Linked DNA regions of Mus musculus: region 2 is linked to region 1. Evidence: chromatin loops called from intact Hi-C (ENCODE). Cell type or tissue: left cerebral cortex. All regions are shown on one strand. Links, peaks and the distances in the headings refer to the core of each region. The heading gives the core; the rest is flanking DNA. Region 1 has its middle 78 kb from the start of Mir3966. Region 2 overlaps Epyc (epiphycan).

Evidence for each region. Peaks named below come from ENCODE experiments on the same cell type or tissue, not always from the same donor. Only the 100,000 strongest peaks of a DNase experiment are listed, where the experiment ranks them.
Region 2: a loop joins it to region 1, with 4 times the contacts of the local background. A loop is called at or near these places in 12 of 42 quality-filtered maps.

The regions. Positions count from the first base shown.
Region 1 is chr10:97,340,201-97,351,710 of GRCm38, forward strand. No RefSeq gene overlaps it. Among named protein-coding and RNA genes, the nearest start is that of Mir3966, 78 kb to the right of the region's middle. In left cerebral cortex, for the core only: a CTCF peak has its summit at 5,331 (motif pointing right); a DNase peak (open chromatin) is centred at 5,337.
Region 2 is chr10:97,663,779-97,675,288 of GRCm38, forward strand. Epyc (epiphycan) reads left to right here. Exons shown (of 7, transcript NM_001379456.1): 3 at 6,720-6,894; 4 at 10,899-11,057. Among named protein-coding and RNA genes, the nearest start is that of Epyc, 22 kb to the left of the region's middle. In left cerebral cortex, for the core only: a CTCF peak has its summit at 6,629 (motif pointing left); a DNase peak (open chromatin) is centred at 6,622.

The sequences.
Region 1 (11,510 bases), core at 2,118-10,117:
TATGGACTACTTCCATTTCGTATCTAGGACTGACATAAAAGTATCTCTGTTGGGCTTTGCTGAGCCTGGAATGGTCTTGGTGGCACAGAGTGACATGGTTCCTGTCCCTGGAAGAGGGCCACAGTGGGAACCTTCCCGAGAGTTGATTGCATTGGGCACAAGGCTTGTTTGTGTAATAATGTACACAATTTCTGGACCCAAATAGCAACGGAGGACTTTTTCCTTCCAAGGAATATCATCTTTGCTAACATTGATGACTGTGATAATTACAAACAGCAGCAGGAGTTCAGGAGTCCAGGGTGTGGCTATGTCTCAGCAAAATGGTAAAGACCGAGACCTTCAGTACAGCCCTTAAGGCAATGGGAAAGAGATCTAAATACATGAGTTGGAAAATAGATAATTTCTCAACAATGCAGAAAGTAAGGGTGCGATATGAATTATGGGAGGGGCTTCAGGAATCCAAAGGAACAGAAGCAGCTGCTCTGTGAGCCTACTTGCTAGAAAATTACTAGGGAAGGAGATAAAGAGAGCTAGAGAGTGGTGATCACATGAGATCCCACCCAGCTACATTTTTTTTGTTGTTGTTGTTGTTATTGCTTACAAAAGCAGGGAGGTCCCGAGTTCAGAATGAGCCTAGTGCAGAGTGAGGTTAGGCCCAGGTGTGGTAAAATGGTAATTACAGAGCAGGGTCCCACACAACTCGTTTATCATCTGTGCTTAACAAAGACAGAAAAATCTCTGAATTCTTTTGCAATGCTAAGAAAACCAAAATATGCTTACTGTCTCCTAAGAATCAAAGGTCTGGGGTCCTGGTATTCCGATTCAGAAGATAATAAAAGGAAACCTGGAGTAAATTACTGGATTAATATATAAAATAAAAGACTGGATCTGTGTTCTGTGTGGATGAGCTATCAAGAGAAATTTTTTACGATAAAAAGAGAGAACTGCTTGGAGAACTCTCTCTCTCTCTCTCACACACACACACACACACACACACACACACGAAGCAGGGCATGGACAAAGAGATCTCTTAGACTAGCAAGCAGAATGTGGACAGAGAGATTTCTTAGAATAACAAGCAAACAGAATATAGACACAGACATCTCCAGAGAGAAAGCAGAACACAGAGAAAAGCAGACTGGAAAAGCTGTGTCAAGTAGAACACTAGTCAGCTTGGACCCACGATTTGATTTCTTCTCACTGCTCCCGGACACCCCTTCTCTCAGAACCCCTCTTCAAGCTAAGGCTAGACCTTGGCAGGACTTCAAAGTTGTTTGTTTGTTTTTGTTTTTGTTTTTGTTTTTAATCACTGTATTTACTTTGATGCCAGAGTTGTTCTTATCTTCCTCACATGAGAATGCTGAGGTTGGTGACTGACTCAAAGTGAGACAGCCCGTGCAACTAAATCCTGCTAGATCCTGCCTCTTGGATATGAAGTTTATGCTAATTCCACTGCTCAATACGGCATCTTAAACAATTCATGCTGTCACTGACTTATTTCGCATTATTATCCTGCTTACATATGCATTTATTATGTATATATTCCCTATAATATGCCATTGGTATTACTTGGTAAGGGTTCATATGTTAGTTCAAGTGTACTGAGTATCTACTGTTGACCATTCATACATTGTGATCAATAACTGATTGATCAGAAGATGTGCTTTTTAACCTCTCTGTGAAGATTAATGTAACCCATTGTCTAAAGACTTTTTCCAAAGCCAGTTTTTTCCCATTTGATATCAGAATAGAGTATATTATTTGATGATATTGGAGCTGTTCAGCATTAAAAGGTCTGTATTCTCTTTGTCTTTCTGACTCTCTGTTTCTCTCTCCTATATCTGTATGTATATCCAGATATCAATATATGTATGTATATACAGACATATTAATATATTTTCTTGAAAGATATTATTGCAGATACCAAGGCTTCTGGAAAGAAAGTGAGATATCACTGAGCACCTCTAACTTGAACTGGGTAAATCTTTGATTTTAGGAAGTAACGTCTAGGATCCAGCTTGAAACAAGCAAACTGGCCTTCTTCAGCATCCAGGTGCTGTCAGGTAAGTCACAAGACAGTCCAGATGTGAAATAATGAAGGAATAGGTGTTTGGTGAGAAGAAGTCTGCATTGCACTGCAAAACATGGGGTGTGGGCTTTGCCCACAATGAAACAGTCTTTCTGCCCCAATACCATAGCAGGCTGTGGAAAGGGAGTATATGGAGAAGGTTTGTGTATCAGACTGGGAATTCAGGAGGCACAGAGGATGGGATTTTGGGATTCACTTGGAATAATCATCACCTCAAAAAAAATGAGGCAGAGAGGAAGATACTCAGAGGCAGAAGCAGCAACCTCAGCATATATTAAATCAGGACACACACTTTAGAGGTTACCAAGCTGTTGAGTAGTGGGCAAGTGGGTGGGAAGGCTCAAAACAAGTTTCAAGATGTAACCAGCTCAGGATGATATTTTCTATCCATTTGCCTAGAAAACTCATGATGTCCTCATTCTTAACACCTGAGTAGTATTCCATTGTATAAATGAACCACATTTTCTGTAAACATTGTTCCATTGTGGGATATCTGGGTTGTTTCCAGCTTCTGGCTATCACAGATAAGGCCTGTGGTATGGTGGGGCATCTTTTGGGTATATGCACAAGAGTGTTATAGCTGGGTCTTCAGGTAGATCTATTTCCAATTTTCTGAGGAACCTCCAGGTTCATTTCCAGAGTGGTTGTACCAGTTTGCAATCCCACCAGCAACAGAGGAATGTTCCTCTTTCTCCACATCCTAACCAACATGTGCTGTCACCTGAGTTTTGCAGGCAAATGAATGGAAGTAGAAAATATCATCCTGAGTGAAGTAACTCAGACCCAAAAGGACATGAATGGCATGTGCTCACTAATAATTGAATATTAGCCAAAAAAAGTACAGAATACCCAGGATACAATCCACAGAAATCAAGAAGGTTAATAAGCAGAAGGGCCCAAGTGAGGACCCCTCAATCCCAGTAGGGAGGGAGAAGAAAGCAGCCATGGGGTGGGGGAGGGACCAGGGCGGAAGAGGGTAAAGGGAGGGGAAAGGGGAACATGATCAGGTATTGGGGTCACAAACAGGACCTGAGGGCTAGCAGAAAGAGTAGAAACGGGCAACCTCAGGAGGCAGGATGTGTCAGAGACCTGGGAGATGAGAGATGCTCAGTACTCAAAGGGAAAGACCTTAGATGAAATGCCCAACAGTGGGGAGTGGGAACTTGTACAGTCCATCTCCAGCAGAAAGATGGCATCAAGTGGAAGGATGAGGTTACCACCCCACAGTCAGAAACTCTGACCCAGAATTGTTCCTGTCTAAAAGAACTGCAGGGACAGAAATGGAGAGGAGCCCAAGGAAAAGAAGGTCCAGTGACAGGCCCGAATTAGGATCCAGCTCAAAGGGAGGCTCCAAGGTCTGACACTATTACTGATACTCTGGTGTGCTTACAGACAGGAGCCTAGCATGGCTGCCCTCTGAGTGGCCCAACAAGCAGCTGAAATAGTCAGATGCAGATACTTACACCCAAGCAATGGACAGAAATCGGGGACCCCTGGGGTTGAACTGGGGAAAAGCTGGAAGAAGCTGTGTGTGTGTGTGTGTGTGTGTGTGTGTGTGTGTGTGTGTGCATAGGAAGATCACCAATCTTAATTGACCTGGACCCCTGAGATCTCTCAGACACTGAGCCACCAATCAGACAGCATACACCAGCTGATATGAGGCCCCCAACACATATACAACAGAGGACTGCAGGTCTAGACTCAGTCAGAGAATATACACCTAACTCTGGAGAGACTTGAGGCCCTAGGAAATGGGGAGGTCTAGGGGAGTGGGGTGGGGGGTGGGGATTGGGGGCATCACCTTGGAGATGTGAAAGGAGGTATGGGATGAGGAACAGTCAGAGGGTAGGCTATAATAATAATAAAAAATAAAAAATGTAGCCAGCTCCTCAGTAAATTTTGGAAATCCCCCATTCCTCTAAACATGGGAAGGTGCTGCTTTATAAAAAGTATATGGTCACCTGTTGATTGCTTACCAGGCAAATTTTCCTGTTTTTATTGATTAGCAGAAGAATATGTCTTCTGGGAGAGCATAAATTTTATTGTGCATGGCACAAACCATGGGATTTTGAGGAGAGTGATATTTTCTTAACTGTAGGATAATATTATCCTTTATAATAATTTCTTTCTCAGTATTAATATTCTACTTTCAAAATTTCCTCTGGCTATCCTCACTTACCCTGGCCTGGGATTAATATTTGTGTAAGACCCAATTCAAATAAAGTTATATTTTATGTTTCTCTGCCAAGATCGTATGGATATCTCCTTGTGTGACAGAACTAAGTATGTGGCATGCTTGACCTCTACTAAATCTTCTCATATAGTGTTTGTTTCAAGAATTAACATATTTCTTCACTACAGGGCTGATATTTCTCTAAAGATAAACCTTTGGTATCTTACCTTTTGTGTGCTATATAGTATAGGCATAGGCCTGGTACAGACTCCTAGATGAGGCTATGACTGTATCTCACATGTAGCCTTCCATATCTACACTTAAAATATTTGTTTTTTCTTTAATAATATATTGTTTTATGTCCTTTCACAAATCATTCAGTTTATACTTACAACAATGGCAGGGTTCAATGCTATATTACTTTTATTTTTTGAGATATAAAAGTCCACAACTTGTGCCTTTCTTCCATCTCCTTCATCCAAACACACTCTCTCGTGTCCCTCCTTGCTCTCATTCAAATGTGTGAAGAATTCTGGGAAAAGAGTCGTCTTCCCTGGGGAAGAGCAGATCAGTTGGTCAATTGGTCCAAAATCAAATGGTCAGCCCTGAAAACACGCATACTTGTGACATTAGACAGACTGAGAAGGGTACATTTAGGGATATGTATTGGTGTATATTACCAATATTGCTATTGTTCCTTTGTGACTTAACACATACGTCTACATATAACACATGTTAATTATACATGTGTTAAATGCAGGACACACACATATGTATACACACACATACATGTATGTAACAACAATTAATGAAAAAGGGAGTTTCATTTTAAACATTAGATCACTGAGGTTCATGAAAACTTAAGTAGCAACATGAAAACGCAGACGTTTGCGTATGGTCTCAAATCTGGTGGCTATACATTACTCCTCTGTAATATAAAATCTGTCATCTATTTTATTAGATTCCTATCTTGCGTATCCAAGAGTTGGAGAAAGGTAACCTTGACATGTCTTCATCTTAAGAAACCCTCATTGAAATGCTGCACCTGGCCAGCACGGCACATGTCCACCAGATGGCAGTGCAGCTCAACTCAGTACCAAGCCTCTGCAGCAACTCTTGCCTTGGCCAGGATCTCTGTCCGATGTTTTTGTGACACCGTCTTACCACCTTTCTTTCTAGCTGTCACTTTCTAGATTTCTTAAAGGAGAAAATGCTTTGGGTTATCCATCTCCCTAGGTGGGTGGGGAAAAGGGTCACCTTGAACCCAGTACCAGAAATGCAGATCACACAAAAACTCATATAAATTATGATGTATTTGTGCCAGGACATTTTAACTAATCATGAAAATACAAAGTTAGTAACAGTGGACCTCCATTGGATTCTCAACAAAGCCTAAGTTTGTTTACTGTTGAAACACTGGTAAACAACCACTGGGAGTCAGAGAGGGTTCTGGAAGCTAGAGAAAAGTCGCCATGCTTTTATAAGAGCTCCATATCAGGTCTTGAATTTAATCCATGTATAATGAACATGAATTATGTGTGGACTCTTGGGTTAAGTCCCAAAGTAACAGCAACAATATCAGTTACTGGTTGTTATTACTGAGTCCTGACAACGAGGGACATTGTTCAGGACCCTACGGTACTGCCGGGCCCCACGATAATACAAGTAGCCTCCTGGCATGGATAATGGAAGGGAATCTCAGGGAGGTTAAGGCCATTGGTTAAGATCACTGACAAGGTCAATGACTCCTGATTTTACAATGATGGAAAGACAATGACACCTACAGGAGAGAAGAGTCAGGTGCCAACAGATACTGCAGCTGGCAGCCATGGGAAGCATCAAGGCTACTTTCAGAGCACAGTACTTACTCAGGCCCTGGCTTCTGAAATTCTCTTGCACAAAATTAAGATTAGGGAGAGAATATGTTTTTGCTCTGTTTCAAAGTAGCTGTAGACTGCCAATGCCTCAGTGGCTGTGCGTGGTTTTCCAGAAGGTCCCAGTTGATGACTGTCAATCTAGAAAACTTCACCCACTGCTACTTTAGCTAGACTGTAAGGAGCATTACTTAGGCAAGGCTTCTCCATCCAATGGGCTAGATGGAGTCCGATGTAAGTACTCACTGTAAGTACTACACTGAGCCCTTATCCAGGCAGGACTGGTTTTTCTGTTTTACACAGTAACCCTTTGATTTTACCTTTAAATTTTTTTACATGTGTCCTGTGTGAATGTATGTGTGTGTGTGCATGTGTGTGGTATATGTGAGTATGAAAGATCTATGAGAGAGAGAGAGAGAGAGAGAGAGAGAGAGAGAGAGAGAGAGAGAGAGAGAGAGAGAGAGAATGCAGAGCTTAGTCAGTAGAGGACAACCTCATGGAAATTGGTGGTTTTCTCCTCTTTCCACCAGGAATCTTTGAACTCAAGTCTTCAAGCTTGCTATGCCCTTACTTCATGACTATCTTGTCAGAAACACTTTATAGCGACACTCTGCTTGGTGATGAAGGCCTACAAAGGGATCAAATCTGAGTGCTAACCCTCTAAGTGGTTAGTTTCATCTAAGAGGCACAAGCCAGATATCAGGCCTTGAAAGGCAGATCTCTGTATGGTTCACCTCTCTTTCCCAGCCCATACAGAGTCAATGTTTGCACCGAGTGCATTTGTTTTTAGTTTAATGTATTGATTATTCCATCAGGTCATGTGCTCATTACATCACTTCATGTGGCAAATGCTTTATTAAAGGTCAGTACAGGGACAGGGATTAAAGGCGTGCACTAAAAGCATGTCTGTATTCAAGCCAGAGGGATTAAAGGTGTGTGTGTGTGTGTGTGTGTGTGTATGTGTGTGTGTGTGTGTGTGTGTGTGTGTGTGTGTGTGTGATGTCTGCATTCCAGCTGAATCATATCTTTGGATATGATCCCTTGTCAGAGAAGCCTTGTCGCTGTATTAAAATTTCTCTACATGTTATGAACATTTTCTTTCTATCCATTATCAACAATCTCCAAGACAGTGACATGCTTGTTGCAACTGAGTAATCTGCAATGTGGGCTTAGGCAGTGTATACCTATGACCTATGACAACCATCCTGCACTCAAGTACCAGAGAACATTTCTCTTTCTCTGAAAGTCCTCTCAGCCATGCCCAATCATTCATACTTATGCCCATGCCTTGGTTACCACGGAGTTTTTTTCACTATCTTCGTGGTTTAGCTTCTCCAGTGTGTCATTGCTGGAGTTGTTGATATACCAATGTCACTATATTATAGAAAACTGAGTTTCTCTTTCCTAGGACGCATACATAACAGTTCAGTTATTACATTTACCCTAGTGGCTAGATTTCTTCCATTGTTTCATCCATCCATCCATCCATCCATCCATCCATTCTTTTTTAAAAAATTATAAAAAGATTAGACAAAAATATAAGAAAAAATTACATAAAGAAAAGAGCTCAAGAGAAGGCACAGAAATGAGAGAGCCACTCATTTGCATACTCTGGAGTCCCATAAAAGCAGTAAAGAGGAAATCAGTATGCACACTCAGAGGCGCTGTGTGTGCTGCTTCAGACTCTGTGAGTTTATGTAAGCTTTGCTCACGTTTTCTTGGAGGGCCTTGTTTCCTTGGTCTCCTCCATCCTCTATAGCTCCCACACTCTTTCTCCCTTATCTCCCATGGGGTTCCTTGAGTTCTGAGGGAAGGGACTGATGGGGACATCCCATGAAGGGCTGAATGCTCCACTCTCTGCTTAATGCCCAACTGGGAGTGTCTGTATTCGCACTACTACAGGAGGGAACTTCTTTAAGGATAGCTGAACAAAGTCCTTATCTATGAGCATAGCAGAATGTCATTAGGAGTTATCACCTCCTTCTTAGATGAGTGTTATTGTGGTTTTTTTTTTTTTCCCTAGGTCTCTGGGCTATCTAGTTTCAGGCTCTTGGTCAGGAAGGTAGTGTTGCAAATGGGTTCCATCTCATGGAGTGGGTGTTAGGTCTAATCAGTTTCACTAGCTTTGTGCCATCATTGCCTTAACATGCCATATAGGCCATATACCATCATAGATTCAAGAGTCTGTGGCTGCCTTGGTGTTTGTGCTTCTCATCTGTGAGTGTGTAAAATAGATTCTTGTATGAGAGATGCTGGAACAGAAAAGTGAAAGCTGACAAAACAATCAGAGACAGCAAAGCCCCTGTTCCTTCTGTTAGGAGTCCTACAAAAACACCAAGCTACACAACTGTAACGTATACAGAGAGCCTAGGTTAGGCTAATGTGCAGGCTAACTGACTGTCCGGTTCAGTCTCAGTCAGGCCCTGTGAGGCCAGGTTAGTTGATTCTGCGGGGTTTTTTTTTTCTTGATAAAACACAAAATCTTTATTTTTTTTAAATTAGGTATTTTCCTCATTTACATTTCCAATGCTATCCTGAAAGACTCTGAGAGGAGCCCCTTGCTCAGGCCTCAGGACACTAGTGGACACCCAAGAACTCACGATAGACCGAGTTGTTGCAAACCACATGAGGCTTTATTCGGGGAAAGCCAGAGCTCTGGGGACGACTCATATCCCACACAGGGGTAGAGGAGTTGACCTCGAGGAGAAAGAGGTCCCGGTTTTTATAGGCCCTCATGGGGGAAAGGAGAAGGGGGGTAGAGTAGGGGATTTCCAGATCTAAACAATGTCTATTCTCAAGAAATGGGTATGGGAGGGGTACAAGGAAAGAGTCTAATGAAGGTGCAGCAATGGGCACACACCTGGTCAGAACATTGGCAGACACACAGGTTCAAGGAGTGGCCAGAGCATTGTGCACCTCTATTTTTCTAAATCAGTGAAGCTAGTTCTGCTAACACTGACATCTATCTTGCTAATTTCAGGGCTTCTGTGACCTTTTACATTCTGTCAGGATCTTTCAATCCCAAAAGTCCCCCATACCCTCCCCCCATTCCCCTACCCACCCACTCCCACTTTTTGGCCCTAGTGTTCCCCTGTACTGGGGCATATAAAGTTTGCCTGACCAATGGGCCTCTCTTTCCAGTGATGGCCGACTAGGCCATCTTTTGATACATATGCAGCTAGAGTCAAGAGCTCTGGGGTACTGGTTAGTTCATAATGTTGTTCCACCTATAGGGTTGCAGATCCCTTTAGCTCCTTGGGTATTTTCTCTAGCTCCTCCATTGGGGGCCCTGTGATCTGTCCAATAGCTGACTCTAAGCATCCACTTATGTGTTTGCTAGGCCCCGGCGTAGTCTGTGGGTTTTCTTGTGATGTCCTTGACCCTGCTGGTGCCTACAATCCTACCCCCACCCCATCACAGGAGTCTCAAGCTCTGTGTAATGTTTGGGTTACAACATTCTGAATCTATTTCCATCCCTTGCTAACTGGAGCCTCCCTGATGGTACTGTCTACAAGTATAGGACAATATCATTAAGAATTAAGAATTCAGCCAGGCAGTGGTGGTGCACGCCTTTAATCCCAGCACTTGGGAGGCAGAGGTAGACAGATTTCTGAGTTCAAGGCCAGTCTGGTCTACAGAGTGAGTTCCAGGACAGCAAGGGCTACACAGAAAAACCCTGTCTCAAAAAAAAAAAAAAAAAAAAAAAAAAAAAAAAAAAAACCAACAAAAAAACAAAAAACAAAACAAAACCAAAACCAAAACCAACAATAACAAAAAAAACCCAAAACCAAAACAAACAAACAAAACAAACAAAAAAGAATTAGGAATTCTTTCTTTCCTCCTTTCTTTCTCCCTTTCCGTCTCTCTTTCTTTCTTCCTTTCTTTCATTTTTGTTCTGGGTGATGGGTTCTGTCCTAGGCCACCAATCCTTTGATTTCTGGTTCTCCAGGCAGTGTCAGAGGTGAAGTCTTTCTCCTGGCATGGGTTTCCAGCTGGAATAGTTATTACATAAAAGCATGTTAAGGAGAAATGTATGTATGTATGTATGTATGCATCTATCTATCTATCTATCTATCTATCTATCTATCTATCTATCTATCAACAGCTGCCTAATGTATTCTAGAAGATAGCTTACTAGCTGAAGCACATTAAAGCATGCAATTTGCAATTAACTTTAAATTTCAGATATGTAACAAGTACTGTGTTTAGTGAAGGAAAATATCATGCTGTATTTGGGACATACTTTGTTTTCTAAATTTCAAATTGAAATAGTCATTCTGACATGTGTGTGTGTGTGTGTGTGTGTGTGTGTGTGTGTGTCTTATATTTGTTTTGTTTTCTAATACCACCCCCCCCCACACACACACACACCATTACGGAGAATATATTGGACCTAAGCTAAAATAAGCACTTCTGAGGGACCGGAGAGAAGAAACCAAAAAGGTATTTATGCCTGTGGCTTACAGTGTAGAAATCACTGAAGCATACAAAACAGAAACCTCTGAGTGCTAACTGCAAATCAAAATTATATTTTATTATCAATTTAAAATATAATAAGAAAGAACCCAATTACCTACCCACAACAAAGGTGTCATTTGTTATTGATACTTCTATATCGAAGATTGTTAAGAGTATGTAGTTTTCAAGTTACATTAAAGTATATAGGTCACTGAACTGAGGGATAAGGATTTGGAGAGAATCTAAAGCCAGCATTCAGGGAATAAAAACTTGCAATGATTGTAACATTCCATTCTAACTTTTGTTTTCTGGATTTGAACTTAATGTAGACAATTTCTTTTTCTGTTATTCCTCTTAGTAATAAAAGTGTCTAATTTTAAGTGCAGCCTTGTATGAGATTCCTCCCCTGCCCTGGAAAGTATGTGCAAGTATGTGCCAAACTTTTATGTCACTTTCTTTCCTTGGATTGAAAGGGCTCAAGACAAATGCAGATAAGCTGCTGCCAGAGCCTGAGAATTCACCCTGGCTTATGAGTTGGACTAACATATTATGTCTTAAAACACCAACCCTATTTTTAATGACTTTTTTTTATAACTCACTAATGCATAAGTTGGAGCCTGGATGTTAGTCATCATATAATGAGGATTATGTAGCCAGCAGGTAGATGATGGCTTGAAGACATAGCAGCCTTTAATGTACTCCAGCAAAACACAGGGGAAAGGTGGTCTCAAGGATGGTTTGTGGCAGACTTTGTTCCTTAAAGAACATAACAATCTCTGGGAAAGGTAGTTGTAGATAAAAAATGACTTGCCTAGATGTTTCTGCTTGATCTAGGACTGAAATAGTCTTGTCCATTGCTCTTTTAGGTGGCAAAGACATGTCCTACCCTCTACCCCAAGAAAAATCTAGAAGGTGT
Region 2 (11,510 bases), core at 2,025-10,024, 320 kb after region 1:
TAGTTTCACTGTGTCCCTGTTTAGTTTCTGTTTCCACGATCTGTCCATTGATGAAAGTGGTGTGTTGAAGTCTTCCACTATTATTGTGTGAGGTGCAATGTGTGCTTTGAGCTTTACTAAAGTGTCTTTAATGAATGTGGCTGCCCCTGCATTTGGAGCGTAGATATTCAGAATTGAAAGTTCCTCTTGGAGGATTTTACCTTTTCTGAGTATGAAGTATTCCCTCCTTGTCTTTTTTGATAACTTTGGGTTGGAAGTCGATTTTATCCGATATTAGAATGGCTACTCCAGCTTGTTTCTTCATACCATTTGCTTGGAAAATTGTTTTCCAGCCTTTCACTCTGAGGTAGTGTCTGTCTTTTTCCCTGAGATGGGTTTCCTGTAAGCAGCAGAATGTTGGGTCCTGTTTGTGTAGCCAGTCTGTTAGTCTATGTCTTTTTGTTGGGGAATTGAGTCCATTGATATTAAGAGGTATTAAGGAAAAGTAATTGTTGCTTCCTTTTATTTTTGTTGTTAGAGTTGGCATTCTGTTCTTGTGGCTGTCTTCTTTTTGGTTTGTTGAGGGATTACTTTCTTGCTTGTTCTGGGGCGTGATTTCTGTCCTTCTATTGCTACTTTTCTGTTATTATCCTTTGAAGGGCTGGATTTGTGGAAAGATTATGTGTGAATTTGGTTTTGTCGTGGAATACTTTGGTTTTTCCATGTATGGTAATTGAGAGTTTGGCCAGGTATAGTAGTAGCCTGGGCTGGCATTTGTGTTCTCTTAGTGTCTGTATAACATCTGTCCAGGCTCTTCTGGCTTTCATAGTCTCTGGTGAAAAGTCTGGTGTAATTCTGATAGGTCTGCCTTTATATCTTACTTGACCTTTCTCCCTTACTGCTTTTAATATTCTCTATTTAGTGCATTTGTTGTTCTGATCATCATATGTCGGGAGGAATTTCTTTTCTGGTCCTGTCTATTTGGAGTTTTGTAGGCTTCTTGTATGTTCATGGGCATGTCATTCTTTAGGTTTGGGAAGTTTTCTTCTATAATTTTGTTGAAGATATTTGCTGGCCCTTTAAGTTGAAAATCTTCATTCTCATCAACTCCTATTATCCGTAGGTTTGGTCTTCTCATTGTGTCCTGGATTTCCTGGATGTTTTGAGTTAGGATCTTTTTGTGTTTTGTATTATCTTTGACTGTTGTGCCGATGTTCTCTATGGAATCTTATGCACCTGAGATTCTCTCTTCCATCTCTTGTATTCTGTTGCTGATACTCGCATCTATGGTTCCAGATTTCTTTCCTAGGATTTCTATCTCTAGTGTTGCCTCACTTTGGGTTTTCTTTATTGTGTCTACTTCCCTTTTTAGGTCTAGTATGGTTTTGTTCATTTCCATCACCTGTTTGGATGTGTTTTCCTGTTTTTCTATAAGGACTTCTACCTGTTTGGTTGTGTTTTCATGTTTTTCTTTAAGGACTTGTAACTCTTTAGCAGTGTTCTCCTGTATTTCTTTAAGTGAGTTATTAAAGACCTTCTTGATGTCCTCTACCATCATCATGAGATAAGATTTTAAATCAGTGTCTAGCTTTTAGGTTGTGTTGGGGTGCCCAGGACTAGGTGGCGTGGGAGTGCTGCGTTCTGATGATGGTGAACGGACTTGATTTCTGTTAGTAGGATTCTTAAGTTTGCCTTTTAGAATTTTGTATTCTCTGGAGCTAGTTGTTATAGTTGTCTCTGGTTAGAGCTTGTTCCTCAGGTGATTATGTTAGTCTCTATCAGCAGACCTGTGAGACTAGCTCTGTCCTTAGTTTCAGTGGTCAGAGTACTCTCTGCATGCAAGCTCTCCTCTTGCAGGGAAGGGGCCAGATATCTGGTGTTTGAACCTGCCTCCTGGCAGAAGTTGTGTTCCACTCACCAGAGGACTTAGGATCCCGTGGCGGATTCTGTGTGGGTCCTTGCGGGTGTCCGGAGAGTCCCCTGGGCCAGGGACCCCGGTGCTGCAGTGGGCCGGCCGGAAGGGACTTGAGCCCTGTATCAGGCCAGGTTACCTGCTTCCATAATTCAGTCCTGCACGATTGGATTGGAGCAGGCACCATGTTCCACTCACCAGAGGTCTTAGGATCGATCCCGTGCGGATCCTGTGTGGGTCCTTGCGGGTGTCTGGAGACTCCTCCGGGCCAGGGACCACGGTGCTGCAGTGGGCCGGCCAGAAGGGACTTGAGTCCTGCCACAACATTTCTTGAGCCTTAACTGAGGGGCAGTGATAAACAACACTCATTTATAACTGAGCACACAGTCTCCTGTTCTAAGTACTTTGACCATATATGCATCTTTCTATTACCTACCTCTCATCATAAAGGAAGCTTTTCTGATGAACTTCAACAGGACTAAGTTATAAATATAAATATTTAGAAGGTAAATTGATGGCATGAACACTTAGGTAACTTAAAAAAATAAACCAGCTTTTACTCTAAGCTCTATGACCTGCTTGGCACAGTCTTTCAAAAGAATTGACATACCAAATCATGAGACTTGTTGTGGAGCATTCTTCCACAAGAGTACTGTTGGTTACCTCATAGTAGGTCTGCCACTACTGCACCAAAGAGCACATATTTTCCTGGCAGGTTTGATGTTGTGGCTTACTGGGTCCAGGACAAGGTGAAATCACAGCGGTCTTTTCCCCTCAGCAGCCTATGTAGCAACTTTCTGTGCAATGAAAAGTAGCCAGGAGGGAGAACATTTTCCAAACTGTCTTGGCAGATAGTGGGGCAGGGGAGGATATGTTTTGTTCTCAGAAAGCAGACCTTCCTGTGTAGCTTTGGTGGGAAACTAAGGGCCATAGGAATGGCCTCTGTTGTTTTGCAGACCTCTGGGGTCTTACTTGTGCAGGTAGGCTATGCTTTGCACTGTGGTTTTAAATTAGTGACCCATGTCTTCTGGAAGTGCAGCATCCATGAACATAAGACACCTCCATTCAAACACTTCTTTTTAAAATCTGGTATTCTGAAATGAATTTACTAATTAGTGGGCTTTCATAAGGCTCATCTTACATCCCTGGTGTGCATTGGCCCACCTACTAAGTCTTTGCCTTCTTATCTCTCTACCTCACCCCTAGTGAATTCTTTAAGCCTCAGTTTTATATCACAGGTAATATAGTGTCCCTACAAATATATTTATATTGGTTCCTTTGGTAGGACACGTCATTATGGCTTCTTCTTAATCTGTCCCTTTGACACTCTCGTGTCCTCCTTGCCTCTTCAGTTCTCCTAGTATTATTATGTTGTAGAATGCAGAGGGAGACTTTCTTCTGTTTTTCATTACATCTTTTCAGATTTATTCTTTCACTTTTTATTCTATTTTCTTTTTTAATTCTCTCATGCATTACATCTCTACCCCAGTTTTCCCCCACCTCCATTCCTTTCAGTACCTCTGTTCATATGAAAGTTGTATCTTTAGTTTTTCTTTCTTTCTTTCTTTTTTGGTAATGCTTTAAAAGAAAGATGTCGATATTGGAGGGACTCTATCCAGTAAAACAACCTAGGAGAAATGTGGTGTCTATTTCACAGAACATTCATTTTTCATATTATCCCCCCATAATTAAACCAAATAAATCACACAGTTTTACAAATATTAATGTAATTGCATGAATCAGTCAGATATGTTTTCTCAAGATAAACCTATACTGGGTCCAAATAATTTTAGCAAAAGATTATCATTTACAAAGCACAGCCTCCTTTTATAACAAGGTTCTTCTATATAGAAACAGTATTGCCAATGACCAGAATTGCAAATCTTAAATATTTTCTAAGATTATTCATATCAACATGAACAATTTGTATAAATCTCCACACTGTTTGATATAAAAAAATATGGAAATGCATCTAGCTTTTTGAGAAGTTTTCTTCAGGGAGCAGACACTTAGAAACTCCCATTAGTGTCTCATCGGTCGATTGCCCTGAGACAGCAGTGTCTGCTAAGGTGAACACCTAGCATCCAACCCAGTTGTGCAGGGTACTGACAGTGAATAACTCTTGCAATATCCTCATTTACCTGGGAGTTTCCTCTCCCCTCTCCCATGGCAATAGCTGCTGAGTTTTCCCAAACCCTTGATGTTGTGTCTTAGCTATGTCATTTCTGGAATCTCCTCTTTTGTAGAAGTAAAATATACTCCTAAACACAGTCTACCATGGCAAATATTGTAGTTCAAGGTTAGGAAACAAGGTGTTAGGGAGATACAAATTCCTGCAAAGGCAAAATTAAACAATTTAACAAAAACTGATATAGCTTGTGCTGCTGTCCAGCACTGGGTTATTATCTTCACATGCAGTGATTATGTTTTAGAATCTTTGTAAAGCTTGAGGGGACAGAATGCACAAATTATAAAGTAAAGTCACAGAAAGCAAATCTGAATTAATAAAGAGTTAAAGGAAAAAGAAAAGAGAGCGAATGTGAAATAATCAATAAATATTTACATCAAAGACTCAGTAGTACTTTCCTGAGAGTGATACCAATTATAGCGGAAGAGTATGTGGGAGGTTCTGCCCTTAGGTCCACAGTTAAGTTTCTGTAGCATAAGGAGACAAAGCCCATCATTCTGACAGGTGTTCACAATTCCCTGGCCTCGCTTTTTAAAAATGAATTGCTCTGACTTCATATTGCAGTTTGAAGATTGTTAGAAGAAGGGAAAAGATGAGAGCCCAAACAACTTTTATTTAGTCGTCAGAATAAATGTGTCTACTGTGCAGAGGATTCTCCAGGCGCAGCATAATGGGGTTAGAGTTGTGCAGTTTTGCTGAAATGAGGACTCACTGCCTTTCCTTGCCTTAAAGGTTGCTCTTTTGATTTGCAAGCAAGCATGAACAAAGCACCAAAAGCTGCTTGGCCTCATTACATCGGATGACAAAGGAGACCTTAGAGTTTTACATCAGATCAGTGGAAAAACAATTATCTGGGGGAAAAAAAAGATGTGCAAACATTTTCCTACAGTGTTAAAGATTCAAGGCAATGTGTCTGGAATGTGTTCCTCCCTTCAGGAGGCCCCTCCATTCCATGAAACATCTGTCTCAATTTCCGCTCTTCCTGGAGCCCACTTTTCGTCTCTGCAAAGTCATTCCACCGAAGCTGCCTCACTATGATCACACTGATGGGAACCGTGTGTCTTTCTGTAGATGCACCCCAGATTCTCAGCTGGAGATTTCTGGCCAGGATTTGAGCATCCCTGGATGCCTCCTGCAATATCAAGCAATCTACTCTTAGATTCATGTTTGAAAGCAGGCATCCACACATTCACAGTGTCTTTGCACAAAATCCTGATGGTTATGTGCATATATGAATTAAATGCACATGAATTAAATGCATCTTGGACAAGGATGTTTAAAGAATATATTCCATAAGTATTATAAGTTGCTTATTAGGCTTCAACCTAAAAGTACAAAGATAGAGGCATAATTCAGTTACTATCTAATAGGCCTGGTTATGAAATCAACATGTAGGGTACAAAGGGGCCAAATAGAGAACCTAGGAAAACATTCCTTAAATTTATATTATTTTTATTAGTAATTAAATGTACTCAAGTCTATCAAAAGTGTAAAAATATGTCTCTTTAAAAATCACATAGTTATTATAAGACAAGCAGTAAATAACTAATCTAATTTATATCTCTGTTTTTGAAATTTCCATCCAGATAATAAGTAACTTAGAAATAATTTGTGTCGTTTTGCTTTTGTAATGAGTGCAAATTAATGCAGATGGGTGCACATTGGTGTGATCAATCAAGAATGTGAGATTTCTGGTGATATCGTGGGAACAGCAGACAAGAGGAGTGGAGTCAGGGTGTTTCTGCTCCAAATGTTTTTATCAGATCTCCATCTGAGGCTTACAAGGTTATGGAGAAGAACACACTTATCAAGAAATAGCATAAGGGAAGGGAACTGAAAATAAGTGGTTTCTAAAGCTCTTATAAATAATAACTCATACCAGAAAAGATATAAGGCAAAAAGGGGGAAATTTGAGAAAGTATTCTGAAAAATGTCAGGTTTGTGTGTGTGTGTGTTTCCATTTTAAATGACTCCTATTGTCAGTGTTCTCAAAGATGACAATTTTAATATAATCAGATGTTGTTGCAATATTTAGTATCCATGTGGAAATATCTATAACAAAAGGCATCTACAATCTATTACATCGTTTTCACACCATTATATATTTTGCCAAAGTTGGAAGATTAATTTCCAAAAAAAGGCCATTGAGGGTACCACAAAACAGGAAGTAAAGATTTGATTTTCAGAAGTAAAAACCTAAAGGAAGGAAATATTAGTATCTCAATAGTTATCAACAAGGGATGATGAGAGTGAACTGGGCTCACGTGTGAATGGGAATCTTTTGAATTTTGTTTTGCATAAGTTTGATTAAAGTGAATCTAACAACTATGCTGTTATAAAGCTGTATCATTAAAAAAAATAAGAGTGAGATTTTTTTTAGACCTGCCATGTGAAAAGAAAAATGTATGAAGCTCAAAGAAATAGCAACAAACGGGGGGCATTGAAACCAGTTCCAAAGATTTGAGAAACAAATTTTGGAAAACAGTAATTGTATTTCTGAGAAACATCGATGGGGCGAGGCCCACTGTGTTGATTGTAAGAACAGTAGTGACATCTTGTGGCACAGATGGACACATTTTACATTTGTACTATGGGCATGGAGGGTGATTGAGGTTACCTTGAAATTCTGTTTGTTTCCAGAACGAGAAAGTGTCTGAGAGGCTTTCTGGGAACAGAGAGCTCCTGACCCCAGGCCCACAGCTAGGGGACAACCAGGATGAAGACAAGGATGAAGAATCTACTCCCAGGCTGATCGATGGCTCTTCCCCACAGGAGCCAGAATTCCCGGGGCTTCTGGGTCCACACACCAACGAAGGTCAAATAAGTTATTACTCAATTAGAACCAAATACACATTGTCGCCTCTCAAAACTATCTAGTTTTAAGTCATTCCTCAAGGAATCTGCCTTGCATTGCAAAAGAAGTCATGAACTCTAAGGGAGAAATTAAGGGTGTTGTATTGCTAAGTAGTCATGTTGGCCATCAGTCTTGTAAATATTTATGCTTTTATCCATAGGTTGTTGCTGTTTCCAACCCTGGTCTGAGAAGTGTCTTATTAGAGTCTACTTCTGAGAGTAGACTCATTTTGTACAGAATGCTAATCATAAACACGGGCGAGTGCTCAGCCACAGATGGGACATCTACACTAATGCTTACCCACCACACCAAAGGGCTCAGAAAAGATCTTGAAATAGGGAACTCAAAACCATAGGTCTAGAAGGATGGGAAGGATGTTGCACCCGTAAACTCACAACCATTCTAGTTACTAACACTAGATCAAGACAGTTAAAATTCCAGCATGGGTGACAGAACGATCTCCCAAAACCCCACATCTACTAGGGAGGGAGCAATTAGCTTCTCAGTCCCTCAAGGGATAAATTTGCAACTGTGTATACGTGGGTTGTACTAACTCAACTCAGTGGGTCAAAATAAATAACAATAAATGAGGGCATATGAAGCTAGGGGGCAGATGAGATGGAAGATACTGAGGGAGTTATAGAGAGTAAGGGGTGTGCATGATGAGGATAGATGTATAAGTCTATGAAACCTTCAAAGAAGAAACAAACTTAAACAATCTTGCCAATTTTCAACTCCACTCCAAAAGGGAAGTAAATAAGCCAAAGACAAAAAAGTCAAGAATGTTGGAATACACTTTGAGTCATGGAGTTACTCCTGCATTTTGTCCTCAGACATAAGATAAGATTTTTATTATAATGCATCTTTGTCCTGCTGGAAAGAATCAAATAACCAAGGACTCAGGATGGAATTACTTGCCTGGCATCATTACTTGAAATCATTCTGGGCCATGTATTTTCAGGGCCCAGCACTGGATGAACTGATGGAAAGTCATCCCCTGAGATCAGTGCAGTCCAGTGCAGACGTGTAAGACATAGGGGATGCTGATTAGAATAAGGGCAACATGTTGTGCTGATTGGGTATTGGCTGTCTGTGGGCCACCAGAACAGCACACTGCAGCCTTCTTTCACCCCTTATAGTCTTTCTAGGGTGTTAATAATACTTAATTTTGCCCTTCGATAAGGAAGTTTTAATTTGCCAAGGGTAGTGATTTGTGGTTGAAAACCAATTTATTAAGATTCTAGACTCTATTTGTAGGAAAATGTTGCTCCCCTTCCCTACATCTCTCCATCCCAGAAGATAAGTCTCTAGAACTTACTTATCCTATATAAACTTATCCTATATATTCTTATTTATACTTCAGTTCCCCTTCTATATTTCCCTGTGCCCTGGCAAACATTATCCAACTCCCTGTCTAAATTTTCAAGTATTACAATTGAATTGTAAAGTCTCATCCTTGCTATCCAGTCACTGACTGTGATTTATGTCAACTCTTGGCAAAACTACAAGCTTTGGAGTAGAAACCTCTTTGATAAACAAGAAAAAGAAATGCCAGTATACTCTAAATGTGTGCAAAATCATTGAAAAGAATGAGTATAGAGTGCAGACGCACATACAAACTATTAAGTTAGTTTCTTTAAGGAATACATCATGTTTTTTTCCCCATGTGGTTAAATTTCTATGTCATAGAAAGCCACAAACAGAACCAAGAAGACACATGGACAAGTTTATGAAGTGTAAGTTTCCCAGATAGAGAAGGCAGCCACATAGGAAAACGAAACGTACCTAAAGCAGTAAGAGTGATTGAGGAATTTCAGTCATTTTTCTCTCTGTTTCATCCGTTCAAATCTACCCGTGCCCCCTTGCCTTCTCTCAAATCTGTGACTTTCAGATGGGTCAGAGGAAACAAAAAACATAATACTCCATCTTGTATTTATTTGCATTTTAAAGAATTCTATTCATGATTACTCTAGTTATATAATGTTCATGATTCACTCTCGTCTCTGCAACTCCTCCTATGTCTCCTCCCATATATTTTCCTTTAAAAATTATTGACTAACATAAACACAAGTATGTATAACTGCTGTATGTGTATATCTCCCTAAGTCCATCTAATGTTGTTCACTAATGTTTGGAACTGACCACTTAGGGATGGTGAACCTGCCTGGGAGCTTGTCCCTGAAGGAAATTGTTTTCCCCTTTCTTGGCAGCCATTGACTACTATAGTTCTTGTTCTAGGAGTAAGATGTTACAACAATTCCCACATCCACATTGATATGTCAGCGAGTGTTATCATGATGCAGGTCTTGATTGGATAACCCTGTTGTCGAGATTTCATAGCTATAGCTTCCCTGTCTTCTCTAAAAGAGCTTCTATAGCAGCAGGTTTCTCAGTCCTTTAGGTCTTATAAATCTTTCCATACTCTCTTCAATGTTACTGCTTGAGAATTAAATGTAGGAGCTACATTGTAGATGTATCCATTGTAGCTGGGTATTTCACAGTCTATGCATTTTGACCAGTTGTGGATCTCCATAATATTTTTGCTCTATTATAAAGAGAAACTTCTTTGATGGTAAGACTTACTCTTATCTGTAGATACAAAAATAGGTACTTAGAAATATAGATAGAAATGTATTGCTTTAAGGCATTAGCTTTAGTGGGCTCTCCTCTGGTGTCTTATCAGTTCCAGAGTCATGGATAGTTGGCTAGGATCTCTAGCCATCTGTCCTGTCTGTGCACAGAACCACGATCTTCCCTCCCCATGCCTTCTCCATTCTCCCAAGCCTAGCCCTGTTTGCCTAACTTGGGCACAGTCCCTGTAATATTTGTTATCAAGTTTGGGTTCGAAAATTTTTGAGAGAATAACAACAAATTGATATTTTCTTACTTTTATTACTAAGAGAAAACTGAGGGTATAATGAAGTGAAAACATAGATTACATTTTAATTTCCAGAAAAGAAGCATACATTCACAAATGTTTAACAGCTTGGAAAATGTTAGAGCATTAAAATTCAAAACTTTCTTTTACCAAATTAATCAAATTCAAATAGTCACAATCCATGAATATTAAAACAAAAATAAATCACAGTCCAAGTAAATGTGTATAAATTATTCTGGGCAATTAATGCTAAAATATAAGGTTAACACTGTACAAAATCAAACATCCTCATTTTAAATTTATCATTGGAAATAGTGAAATTATAAATACTAGAGAACATATCAAAGATTAAATACCTTGCAGATTCCCCACTGCCAAGCCTCCCTACTCCCATCTTTCAATTTTAGTGAGAGATCTTTGGTGAACGTTCCTGTATTTTTCTTGAAAATTTCACTTTTGTTATTTTTCTTATTCTCCATATGTAAGTTGGCATTAGCGACCTCAGAGATTCCCTTTCATGATTCTCCATTGAAGCCAAATCCTGTTAGGCTTACATTAATATTATATATCAAGATATGTATCTGTGTGATTGCCACTCATCTTACATAGTAGATCACTAAGCAAAGCTCTGCATATTTTGCCAATATTTCAGTGGCCACTCTGTTATTCAGACCATTATGTCATTTATATGATATATATGTATCGAAGGAATAAATACTAATTTGTATGATCTCTTAAGACACATTTTTCAATGTAGTGTTTAAATATTGAGGCACATGTGTAATGAATATGCAGTAATCTAACTTTATAAAAGATGTAATCTCAATATTTATGTTTTGAATTTATGTTACCTTTACATTAGCTGTAAAAGTGACAGTCATAATATATCCATGAAAATAACTTTATGAGCAATTTGGTAGAGGCTCTAAATTATTGACTTTAATGAACTACTACCTAAGACTGCTTTGAAAATATGTGAAATACATCAGAAAGGTCTTAAAGATATTTTAGTCTTGTATATTAAACAATCAGAACCACGTTTTCCTTAGAATTCTTTCAATGACACATAACCATTTTTCTGTTTCAGACTTTCCAACTTGTCTCCTGTGTACTTGTATAAGTACCACTGTATACTGTGATGACCATGAACTGGACGCTATTCCTCCACTGCCCAAGAAGACTACATATTTCTATTCACGTTTTAACAGAATTAAAAAGATCAACAAAAATGACTTTGCAAGCTTAAGTATGGACATAAATATTTGTCTTTCCTTGTAGATCTCCCTGAATTTTTAATCATGTGAAATGTTGATACTTAGAATGAAATTTTTATTCAAAAAAAGCTAAAAAAATTAGTTACTTTCTTTTACATAAATAGTTGAAATTATGTTTTAATCATGGTAAGATGGAAGAACACATAGTAGCCAATAGGAAATTCTATAACTGTTGTTACTTTCAAACTAATTTTACTAAGTTTAATTATAAATTGATTATTTTATAAGCTAAAACTAATTTTTACATTATAATTTTCAGTGCATTGCCATGGTATTATATTAGCAAGTGTTCTGGGCTTCTTTGATGTGTTTGCATTGAAGCACAGTTGATTTATGACTGAAGCATATATACTTAAATTCTATTTTAGAACAGTTGCCTTCTTAGAAGAATTTTAGTAGTCATCTTGATGAAGCATTTCAATAAT